2 separate regions of the Homo sapiens genome follow, and region 1 is linked to region 2. A link is a contact called in ENCODE Hi-C data. All regions are on one chromosome and are shown on one strand. Each heading gives the region's core, a stretch centred on a gene start or an enhancer-like site at or near the end of the contact. The rest is flanking DNA. Distances are from core to core; before and after follow the strand shown.

Evidence for each region. A loop is a pair of places that touch in the nucleus more often than their neighbours do. Pooled maps may share reads with other maps.
Region 1: a loop to region 2 is called in a pooled map, with 2.7 times the contacts of the local background. The contact joins the enhancer-like site here to the promoter of XPNPEP1 in region 2. A Hi-C loop is called at or near these places in 2 of 37 single-sample maps with no recorded cell type and 6 of 50 pooled maps.

The regions. Positions count from the first base shown.
Region 1 is chr10:110,773,819-110,776,518 of GRCh38, reverse strand. The region is part of intron 1 of RBM20 (RNA binding motif protein 20); the gene reads right to left. Among named protein-coding and RNA genes, the nearest start is that of PDCD4-AS1, 96 kb to the left of the region's middle. RefSeq lists enhancers at 1,757-1,946, 837-2,036. Within about 2 kb of position 1,423, at least 4 of the 41 ENCODE cell types and tissues checked have a DNase peak (open chromatin) inside an H3K27ac peak, as active enhancers do.
Region 2 is chr10:109,922,183-109,924,971 of GRCh38, reverse strand. It overlaps XPNPEP1 (X-prolyl aminopeptidase 1), which reads left to right and starts at 1,461. Exons shown (of 21, transcript NM_020383.4): 1 at 1,461-1,570. The coding sequence starts at 1,539. RefSeq lists a silencer at 1,246-1,785.

The DNA of each region.
Region 1 (2,700 bases), core at 174-2,673, 850 kb before region 2:
AAAGAAATGCAGGAAGCCTCTTAGAAACTAGAAAAGACCAGGAAACAGATTGTCCCTTAGAGCCTCCAGAAGGAACTAACACCTTGACCGTAGTCCAGTGAGGCTGGTTTTGGACTTATGGCCTCCAGAACTGTAAGATAATACATGTATGTTATTATAAGCCATTAAATTTGTGGCAATTTGTTACAGCAGCAATAGAAAACCAACACAATTCCCAAGACAATTAGATGCAAAAGTGGCTTCCACTAGAGAGGCGGTGGTAGGTGTAGGGGCTGACTGGACCTTGCTGGTATGAATTGATCCCCCCAGAGTACAGACCATCTGACCAAACATCCAAAGACCCTCTGGGAATGTAGTCAGGGGCCAATTCTGCACAAATAGGGGCCCAAGCAACGTGTCTCAGACCTGGCCAGTCCAAGAACCACATCCCTCTGGCAACAGTGATTGGCTCATGGGGGAACACTCTCGGATACTTTGTTAGAGCTATCAGGCATGATTCTCTGTCATGCCATGGTTGCTAAATTGTTGTTAAGCCATCACTTAATGACAGCCTGCTTGAGAATAAAGCCAACTCAGAAGATGCTGGCCTGAAGACAGAGGTACAGGCAGCTCCTTGATGACTTCCTAGGAATGCCTTGAGCCAGCTTCTCCTGAATCCACCCTGTACTTTGCTGGACATGAAGCAATGCATTTCCTTTATTTGCTTAAAGAAAGCCAACCTACGTAAACCACGGGCATTTAACCATCTTTTAAAGACGGTTCCTGTCTGTGGCCCACATTGACTTGAAGGTTCCTGGTCACCCTCCAGTTTCCTCTGCAGGAGTGGACTGACTGTGAGGACCCAGTAGTTGGAGCTACAGGGTCACTATCATCATCATAGGGAGAAAAGAGGATTAGAAGATAAGGAGTGGGCAACTGCTGAGAGAGGAGGCAGCAGGCATGGGGATGGGATTTGAGGGATCCAAGAGAGTCTTAACATCTGGTTGGTGAACCAGGACTTAAAGGGCTGTGGAATAACAAGGACACAGCTGAAGTGCAGTAGAGTGAATGTGCGTAGATGTATCAGCAGGCTCTCTCCTGGTAATGTCCAGCCATCCAGAAGCAGGAGCCAAGAACCACAGCCCAGAGCATGGTAGTGCCTAAACTCATGCACCGGCCACATCTGCAATAAGCACAATATCTTCCAAGATAACCAGTTCAGGAATTTAAATTCACTTCCAGTGCAACTGGCTGAGTGGTGAATGCGCCATTTCTTCTTTTGTGCTAAAATATAGAAAGTAATCGAGGTGAGAGGGCTGATGACCAGGCAAGAAAATATTTTCTAGGTATGACCACACTATAAAGGTGTGGCCAAATAAATGCAACGCTGAAGGTCAGATCTTTAGAGCAGAGTTGAGAATTTATGATCTTTCCATGTCTTTATGACACATTCTGCTAGTGTCAACACAGGAGAGACTTAAAGCAAAGAGAGGATTAATGTCAACTTAACTAACAAGAACTACATTATAGTTTTCCTTCCTTCTGAACCATTTTTCTTTAAAACATTCCTTATTTATGGTATTTTGGTGGGAATTTCTTTTTAATATTTATCTTTCCTAGATCAAAAATTCTCAACTCTGCTATAATGCTTTCAGAAGCTAGGTCAGAATATGAACTAGAGAGGGACATTCCTGAATGTCAGGTTACAAAGGTGACAATGACAACACAACAGTCATATTGGGGCTAAAGTTCAAACTCTAGCTAGTGATCACACTTTAAGAGTGAGCTGAGGCCTTACAGACAATTTAGTTTAACTCACTCATTCTACAGACAAAAACAAAACAAAACAAACAAAAAGAAAACAACAAAAAACAAACAAACAAAAAACCGCAAAAGCCAATGAAGTTGGCGTCCTCTGTGAAACCGCCTAAGTCACACACCGAGACAGAGAAGAGCTGGGACTGGAATGCAGGCTGCCTCTGTCCTCAGGGCTGATGGAGGTAGCTGTGGTCGGATACACGCCTATCAACATATACCAGATGAATTCTCTCTTTGCAAGGAGAAGATGAGGCCACACACCTTTTGGATAGTGCTCTTTCTTGATAACAATAGGGCTGCTGGGTCTTCACTAGCTTGGCCTCTGTGACTAATTTCGAGACTACTGGGTCAATGCTGCTATTCTGTGTTTGGGCCTTAGCCATGACATTACCATATGATGATTCATATCACCATGACACCTCTTGGAATGATTCATAACAGCAATATAATCCTATCATCTCTCTTTTGTTTTGTGTTTTTCAGTTGGTGTGTTAATGAGTGTTCTCACTTCATTAGCTGTCTCATCTCCAGAACAGCCATATGGACAGCTAAGTCAAATATGACCATTTCCAGTCTATAGTAAGAAGACTGAGACCAAGAAAGATCAGATGAACCGTGTGAGGTCATCCAGTGAATAAGGGACTTGACTGGGACTTGAAGGAGGGTTTTTAAACTGTAAGGCCAATATTCTATCCTCTGTTTACACGTTCATTAAAGGGAGCTCCAAAAACCACATTTCTGGGCCTACTTCCTTTGGGCCAGTTAAACATGAGTTTGGGTTAGTTAAACATGAGTTTAACTAACATGTTTGGTATCAGATCCCCGGGCTTTCAGTCCACTGTGCTCCGTACGTCGCTTATCAGGCAGAGCACAGTCTCAGAACCAGGGGACTATGCAGTCACA
Region 2 (2,789 bases), core at 212-2,711:
GTTCTAAGCACCAGGGAAATAACAATGAACAAGAGAGCCACCATCCCTGCTTTTGAGGAGTGCACATTCTGAAACATTCATTTCTGCAGAAAATATATAATGAGAACTTATGACATGTTAGATATTGTTCATCATTAAACAAAACAGAAACAATCTGCACTGATGGTTTTGTTGTGTGCGTGGGTGGTGGCAGGAGAGGGGGAAGAATACAGTACACATAAGTACATTAAAAGAATCCTGTTAAAAGGTGGTAAGTGCTATGGAAAAAATGAAGTAGGGTAAGGCGGATTAGGAATATTGGAATGATTTACAAATTTAAATAGGATGGTCAGGGTAGGTGATACTTGAACGAAGACTTGAAGGAAAATGAGGAAGGGAGCCTCAATATTTGGGGGATGAGCAAGTCCAAAAGCCCTGGGACATGAGTGTACCCTGCTTTTTCAAGGAGAGCCAGGAGGCCATTTCAGCTGAAGAAGAGTGAGGAAGGTGAGAACAGGAGGAAATGTGGCTGGGGGTAGATCAAATGGAGCTTTTATGCTGCGTGAAACGAGAAATTAATGGAAAGTGCTGAGCAAAGAAGTGACCTGGTGTCACGCTTCAAAGGACTGGTCTGGCGGCTTTGTTCAGGCTGGACTGTGCAGGTGCGGGATGGTGAGGGGATATTTGGGGGGCTGCTGTAACCACACGGGTGGGGTGGTACAACCCTCTGATGCACATCAGAGGGTAGGAGGTGGAGGTGGTGTGACACGGCCAGATTAGGGGTCTATTTTGGAGGCAGGGCCAACAAGATTTTGCTGGCAGATTAGATGTGGGGTGTGAAAGAGAAGAGGCAGGGAGGATTCCTAAATTTTGCCTCTTAAGAATAGAGTAGCCATTGATTGAGATGGCAAAGAAGACTGGTGGAGAACGTTTTTGCTTTGCTTCGGTGCATTGGGAGTTCCAGGAGTTCCGTTTGGACGTTAAGTTTGAAGGGGCTATTTACTATCCAAGCGGAGCGGAGAGCTGGATTTTGAAGCTCTCTGGGAACATACTTTTGGGGACATTTCTAAAGCTTGAGACCCTGTTCCAAAGCCTCGAAGACCCTGTCGAGGTTCTTCCGGAGCCGGCCACGTCCCTCTCTTCTCAGCCCTCCTAAATTAAGCCGGAAAATCCCTGGGACAGTAGCCCCTTTATTCGGCAAAGCCCTTTTTCCTCTTTGAGGAATGACGACAAAAACGAACAAAAATGAAGACACTCAGCAGCACTGCGTCCTTTCCCCGCTCGCTGCAGGGAGAGGCAATGCGGACTGGTGTGGAAGGGCAGGCCCCGCTCTGGGCCGCAGGCGCTGCGGCCGCGAACCCCAGGTCCGGGAGTGTGGGCGGGGCCTGCGTGTGGGCGGGGCCGCGGCGCCAGCGCCCGCCACGGGCGAGGGCGTGGCCGACCCGGCGCTAGCCCGCCCGCCCGCCCGCCGGCTCTCGCGCCTCCTTCGCGCCGGCCCTTCCGCGGGTGATCAGCTGGTCTGCGCTCCCCTGACGTGGGCTGGGGCACGTCACCGCCGAATGGCAGCCTCCAGAAAGCCACCGCGAGTAAGGTGAGGGCACTCCGCCGGCAGCCGGCGTCCGGGCAGCGTGCAGCCCTCGCTGCGCGGCCGCGCGTGTTGCACCTCGGCGGGCAGGGACGCGCGGGTGAGGAGCCCGGCCCGCCGCAGTCTGGCGAGGGCCGCGCTCGCCGGAGCCCCGGAACAGGAGCCGGGGGAAGGGGTCCATGAGGCCGGGCGAGATCCGGTTCGTTTCCGGAGGGTCGGTGGGCACGGGGCGGCCCGAGTCTGGTTCCTGGACGCGTATGCCCGCGGAACTGCTGCACTCGGCCTGAGGGGGCGGCGGCCGTCACAGTTCCTGGCCCGCGGGAAGGCCCCGTTCTTGGAGGAAGTTGGCCCCTCTTCGTGTCCGGGGAGGTGGGCGAGCCTTTGCCCTCGCTTCTGTTACCCAGGAATCTAAACCTCAAGTTACAATCTCGACAATACTGACTCCTGCAATTCACTCTACTGATCTGTCACCGCCACAAGGATAGACGGTCGCGGGCCCCTCCCTACCCAAATGGTTTCAGAGGCTGTGTAAGGGAATATTTTGGTATAATCTCCAGGAAAATCCCCCCAGTAGCCTGCCCTGGGCTCTCCTTGGGCATAGGAGGGTGAGACAGATAATTTCCCGGCCTCAAGTTAAACATGTTTTAGTTTATTCCCCTGCCATAACCAGGATGTACTTATCAGAGCCTCTGACAAAGTGGGAGACGGAGAGAGGTGTTCAGAGTTCATGGAGGCCACAGGCCAGACTCCCTGGCCATCCCCAAGGGGTCACCCACCTGCTAACCACTTGAGACATGAATGCACTCACTTTGCAGCATGGCCAGGCTTTCTTGCTGAACACAGACCATGGCTCCTGCTTGTGTTTGTGAGTAGGGGGGTCCCAAACCTACCTTGACCTGGATTTGCCGTTGCCACAGCTTGTTAAGGGTGAGCAGAAAACCAGACCCACCCTGTGGAAGTATGTGGGAGGGGTGGAGAACTTCCATCTGGAAGGAGCTTCCTGTAAGTGAAGTGCTGGAAATGGAGTCAGGCAAGTGGATAATGATGAGTTAGGCTGTAGGCCTCAGGTGGTCTTTAGGGGGCCAAGGTGATCTGTGCTAGATTTATAGACTCACAGCCTTTTAGGAGCAGAAGAGTCTTTTCTACACCAGCTGGTAGAGTCTTTTTTACCTCAAAGGAAAGTCCAGTGAAAGGCTGAGAGAGGGGAAGCCATTTTCCACAGGCG